2 separate regions of the Homo sapiens genome follow, and region 1 is linked to region 2. A link is a loop called in an ENCODE intact Hi-C map of the cell type or tissue named here. Cell type or tissue: CD4-positive, alpha-beta T cell. All regions are shown on one strand. Links, peaks and the distances in the headings refer to the core of each region. The heading gives the core; the rest is flanking DNA. Region 1 overlaps NHSL2 (NHS like 2). Region 2 overlaps NHSL2 (NHS like 2).

Region 1 (16,011 bases), core at 5,381-10,380, 56 kb before region 2:
TCTCCTCCGCACACAGTCCAGACCCTGGGTGATGCAGAAGTTCAGCCACCTGACTTTCAAAATCTGCTTTTGAACAGAAGACAGCACAAATAAGGTTTAAGAAACTGGAGAAGAAAACAATCAGGGGAGGGTTTCATGGCATGTCCCTCTTTCCCTTTCTGGGTCCAAATGTTTTATGTATGGCTCATTTACTCATTGGATTCTGGCCCCCAGCTATAAATTCTCTGCAGGCCATGGCTGGGGTGGGATGAAAGCTAAAGGAACATGAGAACGGTGAGGTGAGGTCGTGCGCTCGGGAGCCACCCACGCTGGATGCTGCTAGCCTTCTGTTTTCCCGCAACCCTCAGGTCTGGGTTTCCCTACAAGGTCTGCCAGCCCTGACAGAAACAGCTGCTACAGATCCCAAGTGCTTTCTCTCTGCAAAGCAGGAATACACTGGCCTACAGTGGAGACTGGAAGTGTCTGGAGGCCTTGTCTGGGGACAAGGGCCTTGCAGGCATCATGGATGAAGCCACCCTCTCAGGCCCTGCCCCCAGATGTTCTACTTTTCTATCCCGATCTCTCTCTTCAATCCCTAGTCCCTGTGATTTCAGCAGGAAAATATCTAGAATTGTGTTCAAACCACAGGGTCAGGCAGAGTGAACTTGTTTTTGAAACAAAAACCTGAAGCTCTGCTCTTTGGGCTCTGAGTGAATGTGGCTCTGCAGTGGCCGGCAGCCCGGTGTGCTACCTCTGCGAGAGATTGGCAGTCCCAGTTCACCCCCATTGGGGTCTAGGATGAACCAGTCACCAGCTAAGTTTCTGGCCTCACTGCTTCCTCACGCCCTACCCTGCCTCATGTCCACTTCCTCTCTGAAGACAGGACTCAGTTGTTCTCTGTCTTCTTTGCTTGTGAGTTGGTCCTAGCTCCCCACTCTTTTTCAGGCCAGTAGCTGCCTGGGGTGTAAGGGCTAGACTAGGGTGGTGTGTCCTGGAGCTAGAAGGGGGGTTAGAACTGGACCACACCTAATTGTCGGCAGTAATGGGAGGAGCTTGAGGCAGAGGATTTAAGAGGCAGACTCTTGGGAAGAGGCTGAAAAGCAGAGTGTCTGGCCAAGAAGACAATCCCTGAGCCAAAAAAAAAAAAAAAGGAGCTGCAAGGACTTTGTAGAGTAAGCAAGGAGCCTTGGGCCTGGATGGAAGATGTGGGCCTATATTGTGTGCCCGGTGCATTGTAGGTGCTTTGTTGAATAAATAAATGAAGGAAGGAATGAACCAGGTGTAGACATGTAATTTAAGGTTCTCCCACACCCAAGTCAGGTAGCTTTCCTGTTCAGAAGTTTTTGGTTACCCTCTCACTCCCCACACATCTGTTCTGTGCCAGGCCTGGACTAGGTATGTAGGGTGGCGAGGCAAAGAGAGAGGGGAGTGGGACTCAGTCCTGCCGCTGAGGTTCCCACAATTGATGTGGGGAAGATGGGCATGGCCACACACAGCTGCAATGCGCTGTTTCCTGACTTTTGTGAGTCTCAACTCCTGCAGACCTGCTACCTCTTTCTACAGCCAACTTACTAGCACTTCCTTTACTACCCTAAAATGAAACTCCTAGAAAATATAACCCATGCACACACATAATTTCACCCTGAAGACACTGCTTGAGGTCTCTGCAAATTGAACTAGGTTAAACTTTGGACATCAGTATCAATCACATGCTAAATGTTATTAATGATATTATTAATATTAATATATATTGCTTATTGAGAATGTCCTGTGTTGCCAGGTACTTTCTACATATTGTTTTAATCTTTGTACTAACTCCATGAGGTAGACAATGTTACCATCCCCATTTTACACACAAGGAAAGAGAGGTAATGAAAAGTTTCCTTAGGAAATTGCCTGAAGCCACACAGTAAATGGCTGAGCCGGGATTCGACCCCAAGCACTCTAGCCTCAAACCCGTACTCTTTCCATGATACTTTGCTCCCTCAGAAACAGCTTCTTTAGTACAGACCCTTTTCTTAGGGGCTGCCATGCATCAAAATACCCTGAGACCTCCTCTTGGCCGATGTGGTCCCTGTCCCTCTTGAGCCACACATGTTGATTATTCTGGCAAATATTTACCCTCCATTTTACCTGGGTTCTACTTTCCTGAGCCCTTGTTTTTCCCCCTCTCCAGGCAACTGGAAATTCAAGTTTTAGGTAGGCTATTTCTTAGACAGGAGTGGAGATTCTGCAAGTACTAAATAAACTGACCAAGCCACGAGGAAACCGGCTGAGTCCTACGTGAGAACATGAAGGTGTGGGTTTGTTCTGCCAAAGTTTATTGGACTCCCCTTTATGTCATACACTCCCTGTGTTATATTGGGGATACAGAAATAAATGAAGCTTGGTCCCTGTCCTGAAAGCTACCAGGCTAGTTGAGAGGACGGTGGGGAGTTATTTTCAGAGGGACATGGCCAGTGCTGTGGTCACGGGAGAGAAGAGGATGGAGCTGAGGAAACACAGGTCAATGTTAAGCCCAGCAGACTAGAACCCAAGGCAGGATTACTGGCACAGTGGGCAAAGCGAGTGCAAATCAGGAACCTAAAGAAGTGGAAGCAGATGTTCAGGGCCAATATGGCTACAGTGGAGGACATTGTGGCTTTTTGGATTCTTGCTTGCTTGGGGCTCACTTGAGACAACCAGATTTAGGGCAGCTGACTGAATCCAGATTCCACCCAATTTTTGGAATTCTTCCCCCTAATCAAGTGGCAGGGAAGGTCCTGCTCCTAAACAAGAACTTACAACCACTTCAGCATGAGCATCAACCAGTATCCTTGTCAGGTGGCCCCCATTCCTCTACATTCCTGGATGGTTTGGGATCCCACAGAACTCTAATGATTACATAAGAAGAGTGGCCCGCTCTCTCCGGTCCATGCCTCCAAGATGACAAAGAAAAGAAGGAACAACAGTCATGCCAAAAAGGGCCGCGGCCACGTGCAGCCTATTCGCTGCACTAACTGTGTCCGATGCGTGCCCACAGACAAGGCCATTAAGAAATTCGTCATTCGAAACATAGTGGAGGCCGCAGCAGTCAGGGACATTTCTGAAGTGAGCGTCTTCGATGCCTATGTGCTTCCCAAGCTGTATGTGAAGCTACATTACTGTGTGAGTTGTGCAATTCACAGCAAAGTAGTCAGGAATCGATCTCGTGAAGCCTGCAAGGACCGAACACCCCCACCCCGATTTAGACCTGCGGGTGCTGCCCCACGTCCCCCACCAAAGCCCATGTAAGGAGCTGAGTTCTTAAAGACTGAAGACAGGCTATTCTCTGGAGAAAAATAAAATGGAAATTGTACTTAAAAAAAAAAAAAAAGAAGAGTGGCCCAAGGTAATTTTCTAACTGATGTGGCACTGGCTGCATAGCATGCTAGAAGCCCCCACGTGGAGCTATCTGGCCATCAGGGTCCAAGCTGACACTGGGAAGAGGAGCTGGAGACAACTAAGACCCAGCAGCCTTCCCAGCATCTAGCACACATAACAGCCCAAGTCAGGGCATGAGAAGCAGTCTGAATACAATGTCAAGAGTCACAGGGGTGTGGGAAACACTCAAGGCAGGTCTGCTACAGATGACTGTACTTGGGGAGTGCAGGGGAGCAGGGTGAAATAGCAGTCCTGGGCATACAATGGGAGGGATTAGCAGAGTCCCAGCAATGAGGGAAGGAGGGGCTGGCAGGAGCCAGACAGACCAGCGTGGCTCCCCAGCTGCCAGCTGAGGCTCAGGACTAGGTGCCAGGTCCCTTGTGGTGGGGTTGCTGGAGAGACCAAGGATGTTGGCCCGACACACAGTGGCCAGTCAGGAAAACCAGCCCCTCGTGGCAGGGGTGGAGGGGTGGTGGGAGGTGGGAGGCCCCCGTGGCCTCTGGGGCTCAGCTTGCTTCCAGGCTCAGAGGCATCACCCAGGGCAGCATACACTATTTGCAGTCCCCCTCTTATACCACTTTCTGAGGAGGGAACCCCCCAGTCCCCGGTCAGACTGGATTCACTCTGATTCCAGAGCAGGGCCAGTTGAGCAGGAAGAAGGGCTTTGACCTTCCCTGCTTACGGAGACAGGCCTTGGCCAGGCAGAGACTGACATATAAATAGCTTTTTATTCACTCAGAGCTTTAAGATGACCATGTGTGCCTTTTCGTATTGTGTACAGACCGCATACCTATGGCCCGCACAATTTGCATTTGTGCAGGGATATGGCAACAGTAAAAGTCTGCCAAACTGCTTTCATTTTTCTGATATGACTGAGAACTTCCCAGTGCCAAGGGCCCAAATGGGAACTCCCCCAGTTTTCTTAAGCTCCCTTCATAGACAGGTATAAACACCTAAACAGAGCTGCAGACAACCCCCACTCCCTCACCCTCATTCAGGGAGACAGTATCATGTTCATGGCCAATGAAAATCAAGACTGTCTCATGGAAACAGAGGGGCTCACCCGCATTGGTCCTGGGATGTTGCTAAGCACTTTCATTGGTCTGTTTCCCCGAATTCCCTAGGTCCTGCATTTCTAACCTTTTAAGGTTTGGAGTTTCTTTGCTCCTAGGCCGGCCCACAACCTCGTCTGATAGGTAAAGGACAGAATCTCTTAGACAACACCAGGCAACCTGTCTTCCCAGAAAAGTACTAAATGGCACTAGACTCTAAAATTCATCCCTAAAATTCTAAGAGCCATAAGGCAGCTCCATATACTGAGTAGAGGCATTGACCAGGCCAAGGGCTGCAAGTGGCAGACAGCTTGTGCTTCCCAGTTCCTGCATCTTTAAAACAAAGAGAAAAATACTCCTTGTACCTCCTGAGGGCTGATATGAGAGCAAACTAACTAATCAGAGTGATCACGATGCACTTTGCCAATATAAAAGTGAGCCGGCAGTGCTCATTATCGCTAAGGAATCTAGCCCATTTCCTCCTCTTCCTGTGGTTACTAATGCAGAAGGCTTATTAAAGTTGAGAGTCTGGTGGTGCTGATAAATGGGCCATGCCATCTGGATTCTGGCTCCCAAGTCCTAGACTGAGGATTATGCTCTCTTCCCTGGGGACATTTCAAGGACGGACACTGCAGAGAAAGGTTTCAGGGATCACCTTTGCCATGTGTTTCTGGTTCTCGGTGTCTTTACATTGCTGGCAAAGCACCTTTTGCTGGCCCAGAGCAAGATTCAGATGGAGCAGATAAATGAGTTGCCGCTGTGCTGCACTGGGCTGGTTTCTCTTGTAAGTCTTTTTTCATTTAAGCCCCCAAACAACATTATTAATTTGGTATTGTTATTAGTAACAACAGAGTTGTGCAGATGGAAAGACTGAGATTCAGAGAGGTTAAGTGACATCTCCAAAGTCACAAAGCTAATAAGTGGCAGAGCCGGAATTAAAACTTAGGTTTGTTTAACTCAAAATGCACTGTGATGAGCACACACAATAGCTGTCATTCACCTTGAAGGTGGTGAAGTTAAAACATGGTTGCACCCTTATTTCCCCTCCCAGCACCCCCACCCCTGGCCACAACATACACATCTCACTTCATCATCCTCTTCAGCCACCATCCTGAAACCATACCTAGAAGCCTAGTGCCCTCAGCTTTCCCCAAAGGGTCTCCACACTCATGCTCTCCTTACCTGTATTTGAGTTTTTATTTCTCAGTGGTTGTTGTGGCAAGGAGGCAAGGGAAAAGGGAGCTATTACCTATTGTGTTTCCCAGTTTTGCAGACTTTGCTCAGTAAACTGTTCCACGGAGGCCATCGACATTGGAGGCTGACTTACTATGTTCCCATTCTCAGGGACTTTGTCTTCTCACAGGGAGCAATGGCTATGGCCCAGGAATGAAGCTTTCCAATAGTGGAAGTTTAGGCAACAGCCACTGGGTGACAGAGAAGACACTCTGGAATCTTTCTCTTGCTCCCCCAAATCCTATCTGCCTATACTGAGACTGGTCCTGACTGTGAAATTTTTAGCTCAATAGTTGTCTCCCTAAATTGGGTTCCAGGGAGTCCATATGCAAATGTTTCCTGATGAGAACCATCAGGAGATTTCTCCCAAACATTGTGAGGCCCAGAGTGCTGGGCTGGGTATAGAGAAGGGTGGCCTCATGCTATGGTACAGCATTGTGCCAAGGCCAGCTCCTAGGGCTAGCAGCCTTTGAGACTGCCCAGTCAGTTCAGATCAGTGGAGCAAGTCTAAATAGGGCAAAGAGGAGGCAAGATGGGAAGCCAAGAGTGTCAGGAGGTAAGGGTTGCCAACTCCACTAAGCAGAGGGATGTACTCTGAGGGCTCCAGGAGCCAGCCAGGCAGTGGCCAGAAGCCTTCTTGGTAGGGCCTCCATCCTGAGACAAACCTTGGTTCCACAGATAGCTAACCCAGACCTGTCTGTCCACACTGGTTCAGTGCCATTAAGAGTTCACTGCCCTTAACTGTGCCTTTCACACTCATGATGATAACAATAATAATAATAATAATAATAATAATAATAATAATAAAGCAACATTTTGAGTGCCTACTATATGGCAGGCATTACACTAAACATTTATTGGATTAACTCACTCAGTCCTCACAATAACCCCATAAGGTAGATACTATTTTCTCCCCCTAATAAAGATGAGGAAGCTTTTTCCTAATTCTCCTATGCATCCGAGGAGGCATGGAGAGATTAAGTGAGGTTCCCACACTTGGGTTCAAGGAAAAGGTGGTTATTAGGAAGGAATGGGAGCCAGAGTGCGTGTGGGTAGGGGTAGCCTTTAGAAAAGTTGAAGGACATGTTGTCACGAAGGGGAAGATGCAGATAACTTTATTGTTTGGGGAAAAGTGACAGAGCTCCTGTCCAATGGCCACCACTTTCTCGGAATTCAAGAGGCTGCATTCTCCTGCTTGAGAAAAGGTGACATAATGCCACTGGGGTCCTGAGGAGAGTGCTGATGCTCTATCCCCACTGTTTGCATGTGTCCCAGCCCAGCAGACTCAAAAACTCTCTCTGGGATGCTGGAGTTGGGGTTAGAGGGCATTTCTCCTCCATGGTGACAGGAGAAATGTTGTCAATATTTCCTGTAGGCAACACCAGGGCGGGGCAGCAGCTTGTTTCTGGCTTCAGGCTTCTTGGACTTTACTCGACCTGTTTCAGGAAGGTAGAAAAGCGTGTGCCTCCCTGTCTGAAGCAGTCGAAATGTTCCTGATTAGAACACAGAGTCTTTGCACACAGAATAATATTCAAGGCCAGGCACAGTGGCTCATGCTTGTAATGTCAGCTACTCAGGAGGCTGAGACAGGAGGATTTCTAGAGGCCAGGAGTTCAAAGTTATAGTGAGTTATGCTTGCCCCTGTCTGTAAAAATGAGGAAGAAGGAGGAGAAGAAGGAGGAGAAGAAGAAGAAGAAGAAGAAGAAGAGGAAGAGGAAGAGGAAGAGGAAGAGGAAGAAGAAGAAGAAGAGGAGCAGGAGGAGGAGGAGGAGGGGAGGAGGAGGAGGAGGATTCAAAATTCACCTGAGAACTTGTTGCTGTCTGTTGGCTTCTTGCCAGGGAAGGCCCTGCTGTGATCCAGGGCAAAGTGGACTGGCAGGGGCTATGAAGCAGGGATGGCAGCCAGAGTGATAACAGAGTGCTCCCAGCAGGTGGCGAGGGGCTGCAGAATGATGAGAGACTAGAAAGAACCTGGTGGCCCAGAATGCGGATCTGGGGGCCAGGGCCTCGGTGTGTGGTTCTGCAGGTTGTGCCCTGCGCAAGCTCACCCAAGTGAGTGGGGACAATCCAATAGTCAAGACCTTTATCCTGGGGCCACTTTTTCCTAATTCTCTCAAAGGCATTGCAGCTCTCCAAGCTGTACATCTAGCAGGAGGAGGCACCTTATGAATTCCCAGTGCCCGGAGTGGGTGAGACTCCCCCCAATTCCCTTCTTTATTCTCTCTGGTGTCCATTTTGCTTCCCCAAACCCCCTCATACCTGTTCCTACTCATGAGATTTTCATGTTTTAGGGGCATGTCTTGCCTAAGCCTCCTGACTCTTTATTCTTCCTGGAGCCTCACTCCTCTATAACTCCATCACCCTTTTACTGCCAGTGTCTCAATCCAGGCCCCCGGTTCTTACCTCAGGCAATGATAGAAATTATCTAGAAAACATTGTGAGTGCCTGCTTTGGCACACCTGAAATCTGGTCACTTAAGCAATCAAGATGAGGAAGAGCTGGGAACGCTCAAGGCTCCTCCCATCCACCTCGTGTCACTCACTGTTCCCTTTCACTTACACATGTTTACTGAGCATCTAGTATGTATCAAACACTGTTCAAGGCTTTGGTGACACAACAATTCACAAAACAAGCATAAATAAATCCTCTAGCTATAACTAGCTTCTAGTTGTAGTTATAGTTCTGGTTTTGGTAGGTTATGTTCCCTTCGATTTCACCATTCTTCTCTCTTGGTCTGATGCCCTGAAAACCCTCCTCCTCTCTCTCCCTCCAGAAGGCCTCGTGGTACTTAGACACCCTGCAGGGATGAACTGTTTCTCACATGGGGAACATATGTGTAAATTTTGCTCTCCAAGTGCCTTTGCATCCGGGTCTGGCAAGAGTTCCAAATCATTGTTCTCCACCTTGGATCCACTTTCGTGTACTATTTATTGTTTTTTTGACTGACAGCCAGCAAAGGCGGGTAGGGGCAAGGGTGGCAATGAGCCCAGGCTCTGAAACATAGCATTTATTAGGAGCTGTGGGGTCATTTTTCCTGTTATTTTTCTTGATTGTGGCTGTGTTGTCCTTCAGTAAGTGTCTGTAGGCTTCTATTTGCTAGATGAGGTAGTGGCCGGCTCTGTCTCTTTCATTCCTCCCCTTTTTTCCTTTTTTCTTTTTTGCTTAAAAAACACTAAGGAAAAATGTCAGAAGATAATGTAGCAAATGCCTATGATAAACATGCATATGAACCACCCAAAATGAACAAATGTTAACATTTGCGTCATGTTTGCCAGCAACTTTTTCTAGCAAAAGAAAACATTACAGTCCAGGCCTGGTGGCTCATGCCTATAATCCCAGCACTTTGGGAGCCTGAGGTGAGTGGATCACTTGAGGTGAGGAGTTTGAAACCAGCCTGGCCAATATAGCGAAACCCTGTCTCTACTAAAATACAAAAGTTAGGTGTGGTGTCACACGCCTGTAATCCCAGCTACTCAGGAGGCTGAGGCAGGAGAATTGCTTGAACCCGGGAGGCAGAGATTGCAGTGAGCTGAGGTTGCGTCACTGTACTCCAGCCTGGGTGACAGAGCAAGACTCCATCTATCAAAAAAAAAAAAACAAAACAAAAACCAAACCAAACCAAAACCACGTTACAGATGCCACCGACGTCCCTGCATTCTCCTCCTCAGTCCTATTTTTTATTGTCTGGGCTGTGATGCAAATCCAGGCTATGTTTATGCATCCATAAATGGTATGTACTATTTGGTTTTGCACTTTTAAAATTTGTCATAAGTGCTATTATACTACATGAAGTAACTCTAAAATGTGCTTTCTTCACTCAGTGTTATGTTTTTTGGTATCTGTCCCTTTTACACCCATAGATGTAGTTTGTTCATGTTAACTGCTATATAGTATTCCATCAGATGAATAATAAAATTGATTTCTTAATCCACTACTGATAGACACTTAGATTATTTCTATTTTTTACCATTACCAACTATGTTACAATGAACATTCTTGTAGATATTTCCCCATGCATGTACAGAAATTTTCAGTTGTATGTACCTAGAAAGAAGTCAAATTGCTGAGTTGAGGGGTATCTGTAGATATTGCAAAATCGCTCTTTCAGATGGCTATACCGATGCACAGTTCTGCCAGAAATATCTGAGAGAATCTGTTTCTCTACAGCCCCATCAACATTTCACCCTAGGCCCTCCCACTCTGTTCTCACAGTGACCGAGTTTCCTAGACACTGTCATACCAGGTGATCATCTCCTATCCAGCCCTCCTTCCTCTTGCTTCTCCTACCTCACTGCCAGATCAACCCTATTTAAGGTTTCCTTCTCCACAACATGTTCCCGATCTACTCCTCTGGCTGGAATTTAAGGCCCTCCACAGATGGATCCAGGCAACCTTTCCAACATCATCTCCTGCTGCCTGCCCTCAGCACACACTCAGGAAGTCTTTGGTTCCTCCAGATTCTTCCACTTGCGGGTCTCTCTCCAACATGTCCCCACCTGTTGCCTGCACACCTCTGGTCCTGCCACCATTCTCTACACCTAGTCTCAGTGTTCACTTCCACCTAGGAAAACCTCATTCATTTCTCACAACTTGCCTCAATGACAGCTTTCTTGGAAGCCTCTCCAGATAACTCCAGGCAGAGTCCCCCTCTCAGCTCCCACTGTACTTTATATAGCATTTATTTCTCTATTATAGTATTTATCCCAGCAGCTTATACAAATCAGACATAAAGCCTCTTGACTCTTTTGCTTGGAAAGTAAGTGTAACCAAAATGGATCTCGTTTTCCTTTGTTGCTTAGAATTCCTTCAACAAACTAAACAAATGTGTATTACATACCTACTCTGCACTAGGTGCTGAGTGGTGGCTGAGCCAGATGAGGCTCCTGGCTTTGTGGCACTTCCAATGTGATGGGGTGAAGGGTGACATGCGTGGTTATCATCCTCTGAGAAAGTTGCCCTCCTCAGTCCTCCGAGGCACACCTGTCTGACTGGATGCTCAATTCCTAGTTTCTGTCCCCAGTGCCTGGCACCAACTAGGGGCCTCAGGGCGAGCTTGCTTGCATGGCAGGTCGGGCATTAAAAGTCTTGGACAGTTGAAGGAGGAGAACCATATTTCAGATAAGTCACAGAGGTGCCAAGAGGCCAGGAGCCTGTGACCTTCAGGCCAACCGCCCTGGGAGTTGCCTGGGAGGCCACATGATTTCTGGAACAAGGCAAAGGGTCTCAACTGAAAGAGATGGGCTTGGGGATGAGGGAGGAGATGGAGTAAGGACCTGGCTACATTGCAGTCCTCCCCATTCCTTCCTCTTCCAGTCCAGCTTCCCCCATGTCCCTCTCATTCCTCCAGGAGCACACGACACTCTCGCCTGGTCTATCCAACTTAGGCTGACCACCCTGGTGGTTTTTAAATGAGTCATCTTCCTGTGTTTGGGAAGGGAAGACCCCCTCCAGGTTGCAAATGAAAAGGGTAGGTGGGGGCCTCTCCTGAGCCATCCCTCTCTCCACCCCTTTCTTCACCCTCTGCTCCCCCCAGCCCCTCTGTAGACATTCTCTGGCCAAGCTGCTAACAGAAAAGGAGGATTTTCTGTGTTACTAATATGTTAACGGTGCAGCTGTGACTCAGCCCTCATGCCCTCTGTAGAAGGAGGCTTGATTTCCATTTGCAAAAGGCAATAGGGATCTGATGAGAGTCTTTCCTGTGTGGAAACATTTCCTGCTCTTGCCCAGTCGGATTGGCACCTTATTTAAACAGCCATAACAATACATCCTAAATTGGGTAAGGGAAATGGAAAACAATGTTGAGAAGAACATAATGACCAGAATTGAATGTGAGCCTTGCCTCGTTAGGATTTGAGTGCAGCAAACCAGGAATTAGGAGCCTTCTCTCTGGTCTAATCAGCTGCTTCACCCCGCGCACCCCAGGCTTCTCAGCCATTTCTTCTGAGAAGTTAGGGGGCCCATCCTCTCACTGGATTCTTGCGACAGTCGCCTGACCAGTTTGCCTGTCTCCATTCTCTCCACCTCCAATCTTCTCCATTCTGGGGACAGGACGCTCCATAACTCCTTATGACCTCTGGCACAGTTTCCTAGAACTGTGTAAACTCCACCACACTAATTGAAATGCCTTCAAGAGGTACAGATGAACTTTTCTTTTTACTTGAATGCTTGCATATTTATTTTTCTATATATGAGAGAAAAGTATAACCAGCATACCTGTGAAATCCATGATTTCACAGAGATATTATTGCTGAGAATGAGGCTGAAGTTCAGAATCGTAGACTGGCAGAACAGAAAAGGGCCCGAGGGATCATCTCGCCATGCACATGTCTTTGCCTTCAGTTCCAATTTTTGTATGCTGTCTGACTACATCTCTGCGTGCTGACCTCCTACCCAACCTTCAAAGCCCATCTCAAAAGCTGCTTCTTTCATAAGTTACATGTTGTCTCTCCCAATAGACTGGGAACTGTTTGTAATACGCTCCTCATTTTGGGGTCCACTCCTCCACCCCCATCTCATTCCCAGCACATAATTGGCCTCAAGCAATGTTTGTGGAAGAAATTAATACTCCTACCATCTACAGCAACACAGAATAAGTCTGCTTCTCCTTCCCAGAACCTGAGCTTGGGATAGACACTCACAGCGAGCTCCTTGGTGGGGTCTCAAAGAGAGTGGGTGAGTTCCTTGAAGGCTGCTTGGAACCAAGGACTCCACCTAAGGACTTGGCCATCATGAAGAGAACCTCACAACTCTTCAACAAGGCCTCACTGAACACCTGCTTACTCTGGGCCAGCTCTGCTGTAGGTGCCAGGGATACTCCATAGCCCTCTCTTCCAAGGAGATGCTGCAACGCTTTCTCTGCCATACTCCTCTGTCTACACTGTGTGGGTGGGAAGTAGAGCCTTCCTGCTTGCATATGTCAATGACAGGTTCCAGTACTATTTTGACAGGTTGTTCCAAAATGATTGCTTTTTGATTGGTGCAGTAAGCTTTAGGAAACCCCCCAATCTCCACTCCCATCTCTCCAGTGCAATAAGCAGAACATTTTCAAACTCTTCCCTGGGCCACTTTAGCTGTTGTCTGAGCTGATCCGCATTCTGTCGTTCTTAATAGCTTCCCTTTCAGAGAATGACATGCTCTTCTGGACTCTTTCTCTCTCTTCTGAAATAGAGTTGGTTTTTTCTTGATTAGAAAAGTAAAATATGTGTGTCTGTTTACTTATTGGTAAAGAGTTTGTTACTTAAAGCTCTTTATATAGTAAAGATATTAACCCTTTTCTGTCCTATGCTGCAAATATCTTTTTCTTTCCCAATTTGCTATTTTCTCTTTGATTTTTGGTTTGTTGTGCTTTGGGATGTGCTAACATTTTTTTAAATGATGCTGCCAAATATGTTGACATTTTCCTTTGTGATTTTAATGCTTAGAAAGTCTTGCCTCCTCCCAGACCAAATAAATACTCATCTATATTCTCCCCAAGTGGCGAGGATGACATTCATCGACCTCACCCCATTTGAGTTCTTTTGGGATCCCCTTTTCTAGCCTCCATGATGCCCCTCCCCCTGCAGTTAGCACAATTTTTCTTCAGTTGAGGCACAAAGCAGTCATTAGGCTGGAGCTTTAAATATGCTAATGAGATCACCCTTTCCCCCGTCACTCTTTCAGCCCCTTTGTAAAAGGACAGCTTGGGGTGGATCCCTTTGCCTGTTGTCCCGTCTCCCGCTTCCTAACCCCCTTCTTTAGCAAGCGGGGAGAGAAAGAGAAAAAGGAAAGTGCTAACTAACTTCAAGTATTGGAGGCTACCTAGATGTCACTCCATTTCCAGTGTACACTTTTCACCTCTCCTCAGCAACTACATTTTCAGTTAGGTCCGAATCCAGAGCTCCCAGTTAATGGAAAGTCCCTGCGCATCTAAACACTCAGACTTGAGCAAAGTCACGCAGCCAACAGCCCGAGTTCCCCAGCAACCGCCAGGCCGGGCTTGCTGCATCTTCTCCATCACTGGCACGGTTGCCATGGGAACGCGAGCGCTAAATTACTTTGCGTGTTTGGAAGCTGAAGACCTCAGCTTTGACGCATGTAGCCCAGAAATCGATTGACCTCCAATTAGGTTTTTGTTGTTTTCTTGAGGCATCTTTCTGTTTGTGTCTTGCCTATGCCTCTTGAGGACTGTGTTGGAGGGAGATCTGAGCATTTAGCTTAATTTTTGTAAAAAATTATTTCCACCTTGACTTATTCCAAAAAGGGTTTAAGGTGGCTTATAAGATACATCCTATACTTGGAGAGAACCTAAATTAGATGTAAGGGAGGAAGATGAGGCAGAGAGAAAACAAGGGTAACTTGTGAAGAAGTCGTGATAGAAAGTGAATTTCAGGAAGTCCCCTCTTGATAAATGTGGGTCCCAAATTTGACTTTAACCTTTCATGGCAGATAACAAAAAGGGAGGTATGATCAGTTATAAGATTCATAGATAAAAGCAAATCAACTGCTTAACAGAAACGCAAATGTTCCGAACCTTGAGACTAAAAATCTACTTCTTTACTGGAGATTCTAAAAAAGATGTCACCTTTTTAGTCCTATCACCTAGCATATTACTTGAACAGATGAAAGCATATTCTAACCTTGGTAGGTGGTTTCTTTTATCAAAACTTTCCACTTTTGTTATTGTTGTTGTTAAATAAGTAAATTGCTTTTTTTGTAATGGCAAAATAGAAAAAAATCGTGTAAATAACCATGGAATACTATGCAGCCTTTAAAATTTTTTACGGAATTATTACCACCTAGATTTGGCCACCATTAACCCTTTTTTTAAAAGCGGACATTTTCCCATGTAAATCAGTACCTCCTTTCTGCAGGACAGTTGGGCAATATGTTTCAAAAGGCCTAAAAATGTATACATCCTTTGATGTGGCAATTCTACTCTTAGAAATGCATACTAAGGGAATAATCAAACGAGTGCTAGAGATGCATGTACAAAGATGTGCATCAAAACATTGGTTATGATGTAAAGAGAAAGGGAGAAAATTCTGTGTTCCCTACAGTAGGTGACTGGTTATGTAAACTATGGAGCATCCATATAGTGGGGCATTATGCAGCTGTTGAAAACAAAGATGGAAGTGTCTATTTACCAACAGGCCTCCTAGACTATATCAAGCCTCACCAATATACTCTCTCAGCACCCTGTACCCTTTATTCATTGCAGTTGTTATTGCTTCATAATATATGTATTTGTGTGCTTATTTAACGTCTGCGCACACACACACACACACACACACACACGCTCACACACAGACTGGCATGTCCATGAGGATGGAAACTAAGCCTGTTTTACTCCTTATTGGTATCCCAAGTACCTTGGTATGTAATAGATAATAAATATTATATTTGTTGACCAATGGACTGGCTGAAGAAATGAATGAAAAATCAAGGCCACCAGGCATTCAATTCTTCAATTTCCCTCCCATCCATCCCAGACTTCCCTCAATCTCCAGCTGAGCCATCAGTGCTGCCTACAAATACTTTTACTTTTGTCTGGTCTCTATGGCAGCTGCTTTACGCCTTCCCTGGCTCTTGAGGCCGGACTACCTACCATCTCCTACTTTTAGACGATGATATCATCTCTTACTTCCCAGAGAAATTGGGAGCCAGCAAGTATGGAGTCCTTCAGTGCCCTTCCCTACCAGGGCCTGATTCTGTGAACTTCAGACACCAGGAGGCCATTGGGAACCCAGGCTGGAGCACGTTGGGTAGATTGCTAGAAGGCAAAGCCAGACATCCCTGCCCACTTCTCTCTGTGAACCTCTCTCTCTAGCAATCCCCTTTCTTTCTGCCATCAAGCCTCTTGAAAAGGTACTTTATTTTCTGCCTCCCATTCATTCTGTCCTTGTTTGCATTCAAGGGCACAGTTAAGTATACTGTTGTGCACACCATTATCTATCCATGCAAGGTCCTTAAATTTTTTTATCTTATTTTTCCTTTCATCTCTAATCTCCACTCCCAGTTCCTCTTTAATGGTTTGATACATGCTGTTGGAAATGTCTTTGAAAATTACATAGTGTTTTCTGTGTTTATGTGCTTTTAATTTACATAAATAGTATTGATCCATAGATCATATTCTGTTTCTTTTTTCCCTCAACCCTCTGTTTTGAGGCCTTTCGGTGCTGCTATGTGCACATCTCGTTGATCACTTCTGTCTGACTTGGCACTCATCCACCACATTTTACTTCTCCCTTCCTCTGAGACTGTACATCTTGGTTCTGCCAACTGTCCATGACCACAAATAATGCTGCAATGAACCTTCCTCGACTTGCTCCTAGGGACCTGGGCAAGAATTTCTCTAAACCAGAGATTT
Region 2 (16,011 bases), core at 5,168-10,167:
GGGGAAGGTCTCTCTGTGATAAACAAAAAAGTTCCAACAGACATTCAAAACCCTTCTTTATTCTAAAGAATTTATTCCATTTGCATTGAGAAGGAGTGTAAAAGAAAATTTGGTATTTTCCCACACCACTTGTCCCCTACACACATCAACAGGTCTTTCATTTCTCAGTTCTTGCAGACCCACCCTTCGGAAGCTATTATCTGCTTGACAGTCTGCTGAGACCTCTTGTCTTTCTTCCTCTCTCAATTAAACTCTAAGGACTGAGGTTCCCATCTGCCCTGGAGCAAACACATCTCTTGTTATACCTGTTTTCCAGAAGCTGGAGAGCTTTTTTCCTTTCTCCAACCGCTATAGTTCTCTTTTCAAAACACTTAAACCCTCTTAGTGATTTTTAACTGCAGGTGGCAATTAAATTGGTTTCCCAAACATGGACCAAACCTTCTCTCCAGTGCCTCCTGCATTTACCCTGCCTCCACCCACCCTTGAACCAGGAAAGAAAAAAACACACAGACACAATTTACTGAGTTATTGTCCTCTCTTCTGTGTAGCCCTCTCTTAACATGAATGTGGCAAAATTGCTAGGAAGAAATGGTAGGATGTATTTCCACTAGGTAGGTCTCTTTCTCCACAGCGGCCATCTTTGATTATTGTGTCTGGAATCGAGCAGTACCCAACCAACATGGTGCCCTTCCTCAGGCTCTTCCTTGGCGGGAAGACAGAGGCAGCAGTTGAGCAAGGGGAGCCAACAGAAGTGGAATGGCTCCTCATTCATAGACCCTTGTGGGTTTTGAAGGAGAGAGGAAAGAGAAGGTTTGGAAAGAATAGGACAGAAAGGGAGGAATAAGAAAGAGGAAGTTGGCCGGGCGCGGTGGCTCACGCCTGTAATCCCAGCACTTTGGGAAGCCGAGACGGGTGGATCACGAGGTCAGGAGACCGAGACCATCCTGGCTAACACGGTGAAACCCCGTCTCTACTAAAAATACAAAAAAATTAGCCGGGCGTGGTGGCGGGCGCCTGTAGTCCCAGCTACTCAGCTGGCTGAGGCAGGAGAATGGCGTGAACCCGGGAGACGGAGCTTGCAGTGAGCGAAGATTGCGCCACTGCACCCCAGCCTGGGTGACAGAGCAAGACTCCGTCTCAAAAAAAAAAAAAAAAGAAAGAGAGAAGAAGTTGAAAGGGGTGTTTACAAGTGGAGGAATAGAAATAAAGCTATGAATTGAATAATAGAAACTCTGATTTTTAAAATTTTATTTTATTTATTTTTTATTTTAATAGTTTTATGTTACGTAAACCATTATATGTTATTTTTAAATATATGAAAATAAATATATTTAATGGTTTGTTATTGTAAAATGACACGTTTGTTGTTAAAATTTCAAATAGTACTGGAGAGTTTCAAGTGAAACATACATGTCAAAATCATCTAGAATAACAGTTACTTGTGTGTCCTTGCAAACTTATTCCGTGCATATATAAGCATCTGTGTGCTTTTGATACACAAATGAGATCATACAATACATACTGGCCCATTCCTTGCCCATTTTTTTCAACTTACCAATAACTCTGCAGTTTTCTAGTTTCTACTCAAAGAGATATCCTTCATTCTTCTTAATGGCTGCATATCATCCCCTTGTGTAGATGCACCATGATGTGTGGAACCCATCCCTTGTTAATGGACATTTAGGTAAAATAGAAAGTCTAGCACCACACTATCCAATAGAAATATAATGTGGGCCACAAATGCCAGCCACTTATGGAATTTTGAATTTTGTCTTAGTAGCTACATTCCCCTCCCCAGCTGATTTGAAATGCCACCTTTATTATATCCTAAATGCTCATATATACATAAGTTTGTTTTGAACTATTTTATTTCATTCATCTATTTGCCAATTTTGGCACCAGTATCCCCTTGTGTAGGAATTTTTTTTTTTTTTTTTTTTTTGAGACGGAGTCTCACTCTGTCACCCAGGCTGGAGTGCAGTGGTGCATTCTCGGCTCACTGCAACCTCTGCCTCCCGGGTTCAAGCAATTCTCCTGCCTCAGCCTCCTGAGTAGCTGGGATTACAGGCCCCCACCACCACACCTGGCTAATTTTTTATTTGTATTTTTAGTAGAGATGGGATTTCACCATATTGGTCAGGCTGGTCTCAAACTCCTGACCGCATGATCCACCCACCTCAGCCTCCCAAAGTGCTGGGATTGCAGGCGTGAGCCGCCACGCCGGCCACCAGTATCCCCATTTCTAGTAGCCACATTTAAAAAGTAAAAAGAAAAAGGTGAAATTAATTTTAATAATATATTTAATTTACTCCAATATATCAAAAATAGTGTCTTACAATGTAATCAAATATTAAAAATTATTAATGGGATACTTTACATTCTTTGTTTCATATTCAGTCTTTGAAATCTGGTGTATGTTTTACACATCCAGCACATTTCAGTTCAGACTGCCAATTTCAAGAGCTTAAGAGCCACATGTGGCTTCTGGCTACCGTATTGAACAGTGGAAGTTGAGCAGGCAGAGAGATTCAAAATGTCACCTGAGCTGTGTGTCTCTGTGGTTGGTAGGAATGGATTAGAAGGTCAGACATTGAGGACAAAATCCTCAACTTCACCACTCAAGGCAACTCATGAAGCTTCTCAGGGTCTTGGTTTGTGGACTCCAATAAATTCAACGTATGCTGGTTGAGTGCAGACCAGAACAGCCGAGCCAAGTACAGTCAGGCCTCGCTTCACAATGGGGATACGCTACGAGAGAAATGCGTCATTAGGTGATTTCCTCATTGTGCAAACATCATAGAGTGTACTTACACAGACCTAGATAGTGTAGCCTGCTGCACACCTAGGCTATATGGTACAGCCTATGGCTCCAAGGCTACAAACCCATACAGCACGTGACTGTGCTGAATACTACAGGCAGTTGTAACACGATGGTACTTATCTGTGTATCTAAACATAACTAAACCTAGAAAAGATAGAGCAAAACTATGGTATCATCTAATGGGGCCACTGTCATATATGCAGTTGTCATATATGCAGTCCATTAAGCAGGGGTCCTCAACCCCTGGGCCATGGACCCGTACCAGTCCATGACCTGTTAAGAACTGGGTCACACAGCAGGAGGTGAGTGGCAGGCGGGCGAGCATTACCGCCTGAGCTCCACCTCCTGTCAGATCAGCAGCGGCATTAGATTCTCATAGGAGCAGGAACCCTACTGTGAGCTGTGCATGTGAGGGATCTCAATTACTTGCTCCTTATAAGAATCTAACTAATGCCTGATGATCTGAGGTGGAACAGTTTCATCCTGAATCCATGCCCCCACCCAAGTCCGTGGAGAAATTGTCTTCCACAAAACCAGTCCCTAGTGCCAAAAAGGTTGGGGACTGCTGTGTTAACTTACATGCCATTATGTGGCATATTGCTGTACAAATGGCCCTGGCCTTTCCACAAGCCGTAGCATGGCCACAGAGATATAGAAAGAGCCTGAGTGCTCACGAGGTGATTATCTGAGGTCTGTCACAGGTTCCCCTTTCTTTGCTTTCAGAGGCATCTCTGTTCACAGCGTCTCATCACACTCAAAACCCAATGCCTGTTTCCTTTTTTTTTTTTTTTTCAAAAGCAGAGTGTGTGGCAACGGGGCTCTGAGGAAATCCCTACCACTGTGGTTGGGGAGGGTGTGGTGTGAAGAACCCACATTGTGGCTTACTCAACTGTGAGATCTTAACTCTGTGGCCCCAGAGCCACTGTGCTCCTGGGCGGCAGTGGTGACAGCCATGGCGGCACAGCTTAGAGCCTGGAATGGTAAGCATGGGCTCAATTGCATCCTGCAAGAAGACTCGCATCAGGGTTTGAGCTCGGGGTTTGGTGTCTGGGTGGGTGTCGGCAGAATGGGAGGAGGCAGGTGGCTGGAGAGCACTGGGGACAGGTGGAGCAGCCAGTTTTGCCCTGGCCTGAGTCAGGCCAGGTTTGGGAAGCATTTGGACTCCACAGCAGGCTTGGGTGCTCGGCCCCTGGATTGACAGGAAGCTGAGAAATGTGATTATCTCCCACGGGACAACATGCTGTCCCCAAACAAAGGTGGCGGTCGCATGCCCACTGCCTAAGTTCTAAACGAGCCCTCCCCCAGCCTTTTCTCCCCAAGCTGGCCAGCTACAAGACCCAACCCCATGGTGGAGCCGAGGGTTCAGAGCAGCTAGGCACAGGAGAAAGGAATTTCCTCCTGTGGCTGCCTGGGAGGGAGCTCTTTTTCATCGGCCCCACCTGCCAGCTTCCCCATTACCAGGCCGAGGAGTGGAACACCAGCATTCCTTTTCCCTTCCTACTGCTGCCTCCTCCAGCCCTGCAGCCTAGAAACTCTCAGTGGTATCAGACTCCTGAAGCACCAGGCAACAGCCCAGCTTCTTTCTGCTTGGTCACACAAGCTGTGGCCTCCCAAATCATGCCTGGGCTAGGAAGACAGAGCAGTGTCACAGGAAATCTAAGTCCCATGCACATGGTGATCTCACCCCAGCCTCTACTGCTTCAGCCCCCTCCTGAGGCTGGCCAAAGCGTAGAAGCCCTGCTGATTAAGCCTCTTCCCTGAATGTTGGCAGCCTAGGCTCTGCACTAACTTAGCACCTAGTGCAGAGCCTGTCACGTGCATGGGAGCTACCCAGTAGCATTCTCTTGGACGGATAAATGCATGGGTGAATTAACATGCTTTGGATATTGTCTTTGTTGTACCTCCTCAGGGCTCCCAAAGCCTTAAAACTAGAACTTGTCACCTCATCACTTTAGAACCTTCTATTTGCAGGCATCTATGCACCTGCTGATCTCTCCCACTAAGAAAAGGTGACAAGAGAAACCAGCCAGGGGATTCCTGAGGGTAGTCTAGGAGTCTCGAAGCCTTGCAGTGGTCTTCCAGGCTGAATCATCCTACCTCGAGAACCAAGAGCATGAGAGTTGGCATCAGACAGACTTAGTTCAAGTCTCAACCCTGCTATTTCCTGTATATATAATCTTAGTCAAAAGTCATTTCACCACTCTTAAGATTTAGTACTCTACTCTGTAAAATGGGGCTAAAAATACCTACCCAGCATTATGGTGAGGAATAAATGAGAAAATGTGTTAGGTTGAATCCTATGAAACTGTCCAAAGCATTTAAATGCCAGCAAATTTGTATGGTTCAACCTAATATATAAAGTAGCCTTTATAAACTATAAAGTATAATAAATAGCCCTATATAAGTATTCATTATTCTTAACAGATATAATTTGTAAGTCACAGAATATTGTTTCTTGCAGTATTAGTAATCCCTTTCATCAGAATACAGGTCAAACTAACAGAAGAAGCCACTTATCTGACAATCGTGGGCTGCAGGCATTTCCTGGAGCATTTTGGCCTGGGAAATAGGGAGCAGGTATTTTTAGGAAACTAGACTGGTTCATGGAAAGCAATGGAGGTGAACACCAGGGTGACTCGTGACAGCTCCTACCTGGAAATGATTAACCCGCAAAAGCACAGTAGGAGTTGGCACATTCTCTTGCCCCAGATGGGAGTACCCACTCCCTAGCTCCAGTAGCAAAGCAGAGGCTGCCTAGGACAAACATTCCTTCCCGGGGGACAGAGCCAAAGGGTCCTAGGCCAGCAGACATCTGGAGGAAACTAAAAACAGCTTCTTGCCAACTTTTCCCTCCCTAGTGGCAGCTATCAAGCCCAGGTAGCTCCTCTTGACCTAGCAAAGTCCCACGCCTGGGAAAGCTTGGATTTGGAACTGATAGCTGCAGTGGCCACAGTGGAGGGAGTGGGGGAAGGTTCTCACCATATTATGCATCGCTCCCTCAATCCCAATCCTAGATGTAAAGGTCACTGGGATTTCAGGCCAGAGGGGACTGGGAAGAGTCCAGAGAAGTGCCCACAGATTTGCTCTGCCTCCGTTGCTGGCACCCCAGGCCAAGGACTACTGAAGCACTAAACAAACAGTTATAAACTTCCTAAGCAGTGTTTCTCACCGAGGGCATCATGGCCCTTGTGGGTAAGACAATTCTTCATTGTACAGGACAGTCCCATGCATTGCAGAACATTTAGAATCTGGTAGCAAGGTAAGAGTAGAGCTGGATGAGTCCCAGGTCCAAGGTTCAGGAGAAGGATCCAAGCAGAGTAGTGGCCTCTTCACAGCTCCAAATGGCACCTTGGTGAAGGCATCTTCAACTAGATGCTCTACAACTAGCTTGATGGCTGTGCACTACCCCATGAGCCAACTGACTGGGTAATCTTGGTTGGGCCATCAGAAACATGTAAATTCACTCAGACAGGGCCTGGGACTTGAGAGGAGAAAAGCCAGAGAAGATACCCTCCCAGGGCTGCCCATGGGCAGGCAGTGCTCTGCACAGCTCTTAGCCCCAAGCCCTGGCCAGCCTGTGGCAGAAGGTCCATGTGGAGAGTGAGGCCGACTTGACCCAGTGCCCGAGTACCAGTTTCCAGCATCAGCCAGGATGGATGTGGGATGCGTGACATTCATTCAGGGAAGTGTGAATATCCAATTTGAGCTACAATGTGGACTCCCCATAGCACAGAAGTGCTTGACCAGGAGTTCATTTACTTAAATGAGAAAAAAATTATAACTTTGTCTTCATTAACCTGTAATTGAAAGTTAGCTTTCCTTCCATTATGAACACAGGCCACACATCACAGTGGCATTAGCCTGTGACTTTGTCTCGAACAGGAGCCACAGATGTTTTTATATCTCATTACTGCTGCTGCAGGTGCCTTAAATTACTGTCCCATTCACGACTACTTCAAAATCATGGCAGTCACTGGACCCGCCACTAGCTCATGTTACTTAATGTGTTAATAACGAAATGCATATTACTATGTTGCAAATTTTAAGACATATATAGATAACTTTAAATGCAATTGACTTCCTTTGTAATCCTATGTATTTTATTTTGTGCTTGTAGAAACATTCCAAGTAGAGGCCCATAAGTTTCATTAGGCTCCTGATGGAGTCCAAGCCATTAAACTGTTAAGAAATCCTGGATTAGAGGGTTGTCAGGAAATCGGCCTCATTTGAGTCAACAAGGAAGGCCTTGAGTATGAAGATAAGGAGCATGGGCATGTGTTCTGCTCACATTGAGGGGATGCTAAAGGTTTCTGAGCAGGAGGTTGCCCAAGGTGACGCTGAGGTCTCCAGCCTGGGATTCATTAACAGAAATACAGAAGTCAGGAGGAAGAGTGGATTAGGATAGCAGGAGAGGTTCTATTTTAAGTATATTAAATTTGAGACTAAAAAAGTGGGTATCCAGGTGAAGATGTCCACCAGGCTCTGAGAAATGCAAGTGGGCAGACTGGGAGAGTGGCTGTGGCAACAGGAAAGAGTTGAGGATCATCCTCTGAGATGATCTTGGGGCGTTTGGAGTGATTGTGCTCAACAAGGAAGAAAAGGCAGGGAGAGAAAAGAGGCCAAGGCAGGGAATTGTCATAGGCTGGCATCTCCAAGAAACAGATTTGGAGATATTGATTTGCCTGCAAAAGGTTTGTTGGGAACTGCCTTCTAGAACAGCACCTGTGAGGGAGCAGGATCGGTCAGAGACAGGAGTTCACCTGCAGTGTGGGCACACTGGAGACCTCAGTTGATAACATGGGAAGCTCTGGAGCTGAGATGCTCTTCAGATGGCCCCAGTTGAGGCCAGGCAGCTGGGCCTTTCTTCCCCCACCTCCCACCCCACCCCATCTATTAACGAGATCTTGGATGCAGGCTGCCCCCCAGGAAAGGGGTTGTTACCTTGGAGAAGAGACTCAACCGTGAGCCATGGACCAACACCTCTGGTAGCTGGGGGACTGAGTGCCTTGGTCCTGAATGGGGGATCAAGCAGCTCAAGGTCTGGTGTTCTAGTCACTCAGGAAATGCAACTGGCTCCCTCCCACCCTGCAGGCCTCTGGGCAAGTCCCTCCCTGCAGCCCAAAGCCAGGTATAGGAGTCCCAGGGACAGGGAGTCAGGACCTAAAAGGAATTTGAGTCCTTGATGCCTGTAATTCAGAGTCCTCAGTCTTTCCCCCAACCTCTCTCACTTGGGGCTAAGATAAGTGGGATGAGGTAGGCGGAAGTTGGAGGGAACCGTGCCGTTGTCATCTTCTGCACAGTTTGTTTATAAGAGGTTACCAAACTAAGCAAATCAGCCACCATGGAAACAGTCTCTGTGGCTTTCACATCCCTCCCTTCCTTCTGGGGTGACCTGCATCTCAAAGAGGGATGTCACCACAGTTGAGGTTACAGGTCTGCTCACAAGGCCTGTGAGCTACCCAGGAAATGCAATACTGTTATAGCCACCAGGTGAAAGAAGGTTGGGCTTCATTTTTAAAGAGAGAAATATAAAAACTTGACTTTCGATTTTGACGTTCATGTCCTTACGCCAAAAAATCAAACCAAATAGCAACTGAACTGACTACGTGTAATTTCCCCCAAACCTTTGAAATTTACAGTAGCTCTAGGAAACTTGAATCCATGAGGCCGGGCGCGGTGGCTCACGCCTGTAATCCCAGCACTTTGGGAGGCTGAGGCGGGCAGATCATGAGGTCAGGAGATCGAGACCATCCTGGCTAGCACAGTGAAACCCCGTCTCTACTAAAAATACAAAACATTAGCCGGGCGAGGTGGCGGGTGCCTGTAGTCCCAGCTACTCAGGAGGCTGAGGCAGGAGAATGGCGTGAACCCCGGGGGGGCAGAGCCTGCAGTGAGCCGAGATCGCGCCACTGCACTCCAGCCTGGGCGACAGCAAGACTCTGTCTAAAAAAAAAAAAGAAACTTGAATTCATTCATTCATTCCCTCATTACACACACACACACACACACACATACACACACAAAGGTTCTGAGTTTGCAAGATGATAGGCTGAAAGACCAAGTGTGGCCTGAAGTTCAGGTTTTTTTGTTCTGCATGGTTTAAAAAACGAATTTTCCACACTCAGAAGTGCAGCTTAAAAATAAATAAACAAATACCATCTCATGCCAGTTAGAATGGCGATCATTAAAAAGTCAGGAAACAACAGATGCTGGGGAGGATGTGGAGAAATAGGAATGCATTTACACTGTTGGTGGGAGTGTAAATTAGTTCAACCATTGTGGAAGACAGTGTGGCGATTCCTCAGGGATCTAGAACTAGAAATACCATTTGACCCAGCCATCCCATTACTGGGTATATACCCAGAGGATTATAAATCATGCTACTATAAAGACACACACACAGATATGTTTATTGTGGCACTATTCACAATAGCAGACTTGAAACCAACCCAAATATCCATCAATGATAGACTGGATTAAGAAAATGTGGCACATACACACTATGGAATACTGTGCAGCCATAAAAACAAATGAGTTCATGTCCTTTGCAGGGACATGGATGAGGCTGGAAATCATCATTCTCAGCAAACTATCACAAGGACAGAAAACCAAACACTGCATGTTCTCACACATAGGTGGGAGTTGAACAACGAGAACACATGGACACAGGAAGGGGGAACATCACACACCGGGGCTTGTCGGGGGGTGGGGGCTGGGGGAGGGATAGCATTAGGAGAAATACCTAATGTAAATGACGAGTTGATGGGTGCAGCAAACCAACATGGCACATGTGTACCTATGTAACAAACCTGCACATTGCACACATGTACCCTAGAACTCAGAGTATAATAAAAAATAAATAAATAAAATTTTTTAAAAGGCCGGGCGCGGTGGCTCATGCCTGTAATCCTAGCACTTTGGGAGGCCGAGGTGGGTGGATCACGAGGTCAGGAGATGGAGACCATCCTGGCTAACACGGTGAAACCCCGTCTCTACTAAAAATACAAAAAAATTAAATAAATAAATAAATAAATAAACAATAAATAAATAATGTAAGTTAGTTCCCAATGCACTTTCTTAAAAAATCTTAAGATCTGGTCCCAATGGATGAATCAGCTAATACTAAGGGGTTTGGCCCCCTTGTGGGTAGGCAGGGAGTTCCACGGTTCACGGCAGGGCCCATTTAGCCTGCTTCTCTCTTTGGTGTTACCTGCCTGGGCCCTGCCAGTGTTTGTGCTCATGAGCCCTTGATTTGGCTAAGCTGGGTGCTGAGGTTACACAATGATAGATGATGTCATTGCTCTGCTCTGCTGTCTCCTCTGCCCTCAGGGCTCACCATCTCGTGGGGAGGACGACTCATGTGCACCAACAGACAGAAGACAGAGTCCCGGGGGGGTGTTGGAGGAAGGAACAACCCATGAGGAAAAGCGAAGTTGGGACAATGTCATAGAGACTCTAGGAGCAAGGGTAGACTTCTACTAGGTGGAAAAGAGGGCAGGGGTGGGAGAACGGCATTCTAGAGCAAAGGAACAATTCAGCTGATGAATGGTGCTCCTAAAGGAAGTGGCGCATGTGAAGCGGAGAAGAGGCAGGGGCCAGAATGGGAAGACCCTGTCAGCCAGCCTGAGGAACTGGCATTTTATCCTGATGGTTTTGAGGCAGAGGGAAGAGCTGATATGACTTGTGTGTGTCTAGAAGATGACTCTCTTGGCCCCGTGGAGGCTGGATCGTAAGAGAGCAAGATCTGAGGGAGGAAGAGCAGCAGGTAGGAGGTTCTTGTAATTGTTTAGGTGAGAAGTAACAGGGCTTTGATTTGGAGAGGTGCCAGTGAGTGGGAGAAGGAACAGATTTGAGAGGGAGTTAGGAGGTCAGATTGACAGGTCTTGGTGATTCCTCAAGGTGGAAAGTAAAAACCGGGACCCAGTGGCACAGTGGTGTGCAGTGTTATCCTAGCCATGGCAGTAGCTGCCCTTTGTTAAGGGTTCTGGAGCATTTGCAGTACTTGCCCTTACATTAACTCACCCCAGCCTCAAAGTCAAAGACACCAAACTTCTGCCTGTCCACAGGCTTCGTGCAGCACTTCCTAGGTGCCAGGCTGAAGTGTTGCCTTCACATTCACTCACTGCGTCATCACAACTTCCCTAGGAAGTAGTTACTATTCTTACGTCATTTTACAGATGAGGAAACAGAGGCCCATAGAGGCAACGTGAATCTCCCAGGGTCACACAGCTGATAAGCGACAGAGCCAGGATTTGAACCCACATCGTCTGCTCCAGAGCCTTCGCTCTGCTGCCTGGGGGCGGGACCAGAAGAGTGGTCACTGAGCACAGAGACCTTCTGCACACAGAGCAGCCTGAGCAAACTGCAGCAGGCTAGTAGTGTGTGCATCCCACACATTTCTCCAGTGAGCATCTAGACGTGAAATCCCGAGGCCTTGGATGGGCTTTCTAGTTCCAGAAATTTGAGGACATGCGGGTCCGGCAGGGAAGAAGGAAACGCTGAGCCCAGGTTGCCGGCACTGTAGGCAGTGAAGGAGAGCAGTCAGGTCACACCACACAGTTCCCTTCCCCGCCCCAGACCATAGACCCTCCAACAGCTTTCAGGTATGTCGAGCATCAAACCCCAATTCCTGACCGCAGCCCATAAGACTCTGAAGTAATATGGCCCCTGACCACCTCTGTGACATCTTTTCTTGCCATGCTCCCCTCATACATCGCACATACACTGGCTCCTTTCAGTCATCCTTTTCCACCCCAGGGCCTTTGCATTTGCTGTTTCCCCTGCCAAGTGTGCTCTTTTTCTCTTTGTGCGGCTGGTTCCTTCTTATCATTCAGATCTCCTCTGCTTTAGTGTGAACTCCGTGAGGGCATGGACTGTGTCTGTCCTGTTCACTGTTGTATTCCCCAAGCTTATGGGCCCAGTACACAGAAAGGGCTAAGTATTTGTTGAATGAATGAGCTATTTTGGTACCTGCTGTGTGTCAGGCACTTTACAAACATTAATTCGTTTAATCTTCAAAACAACCCTGTGAATTAAGTGTGATTGTTATTCCCATTTTATAGATGAGGCACTGGGAGGTGACTTGACTTGCCCAAGGTCACAGGGCTTAGGAAGAAACAGAGCTGGAACTGGAACTTGACTCTTGACTTATGCTGGCCCCCCTAAACACATTGCTCCAAAGTGTGCATTCAGGCAGGTTTTGTTGTTGTTTGTTTGTTTGTTTGGGAGACAGAGTCTCATACTGTCGCCTGGGATTGAGTGCAATGGCGCGATCTCGGCTCACTGCAACCTCCGCCTCCCAGGTTCAAGCCATTCTCCTGCCTCAGCCTCCCAAGAAGCTGGGATTACAGGTGGCACCACCATGCCTGGCTAATTTTTGTATTTTTAGTAGAGACGGGGTTTCACTATGTTGGCCAGGCTGGTCTCGAACTCCTGACCTCATGATCCGCCCGCCTCAGCCTCCCAAAGTGCTGGGATTACAGGCATGAGCCACCTCACCTGGCCCAGGCAGGGTCTTCATTGAGAAAGGCTGGGGCTCTGTCCTTCCGTGTGCTGCTTTATATGGCTAACTTAAACTTCCCCAGAAAGGAATTGAAGCAATTCTGGTGGCCTCTCAGCTGGGGTTGTTAAACACCCTGGTTGTTCCACCTTTTCATTCTTATTTATTAAAAACTCCACAGAGTTAGAGAAGTTCTTCAGAAAGCAAAGCAGAGTTCTCTGCTCAATGAGAAAGTCACCCCATTCCAGTAGGAGATGCAGCCAAAACCCACAGGACGGGGCATCACCCCAAGGATGCCGGGAACAGAGGGGTGAAGTGCTTTTCTCTGGTCCCATATTTTCTCCACCAGCTTCTTAGTTGCCTAGATCCTTGCTGCTCAAAGTGAGGTATGAAGACCAGCAGCAGCAGCAGCATCACCTACGAGAGTGTTAAGAAATACAGAATCTCAGCACACACACCCCCGCTCCACCTACTGCGACAGAACCCGCGTTTTAACAACATCCCCAGGGGATTTGGTGATTCATGTGCAAAAAAAGTTTGAGAAGCACTGGCCTAGAAGACAGCCTCTGAGAATGACCTCCTCATCACCAGACTGGGAGCTCCCTAAGGACAGGGACTGTATCTCGTTGTGTCCTCAAGGTCCCCTGCACAGTACCAGCCACCTAGTAGGTACTCAGTCGTGTTTCTTGAATGAGTAAATTTATGAAGGAATCTAGTCACATACAGCCAGCTTAGGCACAGATAGAATCATTTACTATGCATGTTTGCAACCCTTTCCCCTGCCGTGACCCCCTCCAGCAAGCTTTCCAACAAAGAAACCCAACCCCAGCCCCGGGACACTCCTTCTAGCCTGTGGTCTCAAGAGGGAGGCCCAGCAACAGGGAGTTGGTTTCTGTAGGCCCTAGACTTTGGACAGGACGCTGAACGGCTTGTCCCCTCCTTGTTTCTTCCATCCTCCCACCTAAAAAAAAAAAAAAAAAAAAAAAAAAAACCCAAAGAGGAACTTCTAAGGTGCCCACACTGTTTATTGCTCTCTTTACTGAGGCCATGGCCTCCTCAGCACACACGGCCACCACAGTCCCTTTCCCACATCTCAAATGGCCCCCTGGAAATTCGAGTTCCTCCCAAAGTGCAGAAGGTGCTGTCAGGTGCTGGCTACCAAGCCCTTGCTGCATGTGGAACCAAAATAAACCCCTGTTGATATGGAAACGGGTTGAATTATTTTAAGAAAAAAAAATTGCTCCTTCATTAAATCGCGTTGTTATGGCAACCGGAATTAGGAAAGTAACTTGGCCATGGAGGTTATGTGCAATGTTTTGGGACTGAGAATTTTCAGAATAGTGGAAAACAGTTTGTGAGTGCATCTCCCTGCCCCGGACTCTGCCTGGAAGAGGAGGATGAAGGCCAGTTGAGCATCTGGCCGGCCACCCTACCTGGGTGGACTTGTGCAGGGTGGCTGGGGGCTGCTCTCAGGGGCCGAGCCTGCAGTGATGCAGGCTGAGGCCATAAAGGTTTATGTGGGAAAGACAGCTAACTGGGCGGAGGATGTCCGGACCAGAGGTCCACCACTGTCTGGGTGTGCAAGTAGTCCTCCACTCTGCTGCAAAAAGAGTGTCCCAAATTCCTGGAATTAAAGAGAGGTGGGAGGCTCAAATAATAATAATAGCTACTCTTTATTGCGTCTTTACTGTGAGCCAGGCACTGCACTAAGAAGTACTGGACACACTCATAGCAACCCAGTGAGACATTATTATTATCTCAGTTTTGCAAATATAGACTGAGTCTTAGCTCAGTGAAGAGACTTGTCCAAAGTCCCACAGTAAGTAAGTATAAGGTAAATTAAAGAATTGCAGCCATAGCAGCAGCAGCAGTAGCAGTTCTGTAGTAGCATTTTAGCAGCAGGGAGGGGCTACACAACCCCTTGACATACTCACACTCAGTCCTCCTCAGAAGCAGGAGTGGATACTTGCAAAGACAGTAGGTTGAAGTGAGATTCACTCATTTATTCATTCAACATGCATTTAATGACCACTTGCCATGCGCCAAGCACTGTGTATATGCTGGTGACCAAGACAGACAAGATCCTTGACCTCAGGGAGCTTACAGTCCAGGATAAGGCAAACAGACAGTCATCAATGAAACCACTTACCAAGAAAAGCTTCAAGTAGTGGTAAGTGCTATGAAGAAAAGTAAGCAGAGTGATGTGGCTAGGGTGACTAGGATCAGGACACCATAGCAAGATCAGGGGTCTATCTGAAGAGGTGATATTTGAGCAGAGACCCAAATGAAGGAAGGAAGCAAGCCATGTGAAAATCAGGGAAAAGAGTGTTACAGGCAGAGAGAACAGCCAGTTCAAAGGTCTTGAAGTAGGAATGGACCTGGCATGTTTGAGGAGCAGCAAAAAGGCCCCTGTGATAAGAAAAGAGCCAGCAAGCAGGGAGAGGCAGAGGCCGGATCATTCAGGCCTTATAGATCATGGTAAGGACTTTGCATTTTAGTCCTGTGTGATGAGAAGCAATGGGAAGATGTGCTGGGGAGCAACGGGATGTGATTTACTTCTTTCTTTACTAATAGCTTTCTTGAGATATAACTCACATACCATGCAATTCACCTATTTAATGCATACAATTCAGTGACTCTTAGAATATTCCCAGATATGCACAACTGTCACCATTTAATTCCAGACCATTTTTATTATGCCAAAAAGGAGACCTTTTTCTCATTAGCAGTCACTTTCCACTTTTGCCAACCCCTACCTCTCCCCAGCCACTAGTGACCACTAATCAACTTTCTGTTTTGATGGATTTGCCTAATCTGGACATATCATAGAAATGGAGTCATATAATGTGTGGCCTTTTGTTGCTGGCTTCTTTCACTTAGTGTAATGTTTACAAGGTTCATCCATGTTGTAGCCTGGATCAGAACTTCATTCCTTTTTTTTTCTTTGAGATGCAGTCTCGTTCTGTTACCCAGGCTGGAGTGCAGAGGTGCGATCTTGGCTTACTGCAACTTCCACCTCCTGGGTTCAAGCGATTCTCCTGCCTCAGCCTCCAAAGTAGCTGGGATTACAGGTGCGCACCACCACATCCAGCTAATTTTTGTATTTTTAATAGAGACAGCATTTCACTCTGTTGGCCAGGCTGGTCTCAAACTCCTGACCTCAAGCGATCCTCCCACCTCAGCCTCCCAAAGTTCTGGGATTACAGGCATGAGCTACCATGCCCAAACTTTATTTGTCTTTTTATTATTGAGTTATAAGAGATCTTTATTATATTCTAGATACAAGTTCCTTAACAGATACATGATTGGCAAATATTTTCTCCATTTCTGTGGGCTGCCTTTTCATTTTCTTGATGGTGGCCTTTGAAGTGCTAAAGTTTTCAACTTTGATGTAAGTTCAGTTTATTTTTTCTTTTGTTGTCTGTGCTTTTGGTGTCATATCTAAGAATCCATTGCCTCATCCCTGAGTGACTTTTGAGGATGATTCCTCTGGTTGCTGTGTGGGAAACAGATGGGAGGTGGGGTTGCTCAGTAGCTGGCAAGAGGAGGGGTGCCACCTGCCGTGAGGGGTGCTCTGTACACAGCTTGCCGACTCCCCTGTGGACCAAATGCTGAACCCTGCTGTTGTGCTAGACCCCTATTGACTTCAGTAGGGATGGCACCAGGTTCAAGAGGCCAAAGAGGAGACCCA

What was found. A loop is a pair of places that touch in the nucleus more often than their neighbours do. Peaks named below come from ENCODE experiments on the same cell type or tissue, not always from the same donor. Only the 100,000 strongest peaks of a DNase experiment are listed, where the experiment ranks them.
Region 1: it touches region 2 in a loop (2.7-fold over the local background); 5 of 110 quality-filtered maps call a loop at or near these places.

The regions. Positions count from the first base shown.
Region 1 is chrX:72,041,641-72,057,651 of GRCh38, forward strand. All of the region lies in intron 1 of NHSL2 (NHS like 2), which reads left to right. It also overlaps the pseudogene RPS26P11. Among named protein-coding and RNA genes, the nearest start is that of RTL5, 82 kb to the right of the region's middle. In CD4-positive, alpha-beta T cell, for the core only: no CTCF peak of the experiment used is centred there; a DNase peak (open chromatin) is centred at 7,581.
Region 2 is chrX:72,097,442-72,113,452 of GRCh38, forward strand. All of the region lies in intron 1 of NHSL2 (NHS like 2), which reads left to right. Among named protein-coding and RNA genes, the nearest start is that of RTL5, 26 kb to the right of the region's middle. RefSeq lists a silencer at 3,676-3,795. In CD4-positive, alpha-beta T cell, for the core only: no CTCF peak of the experiment used is centred there; DNase peaks (open chromatin) are centred at 8,200 and 10,080; H3K4me3 peaks cover 1,333 bases; H3K27ac peaks cover 1,818 bases.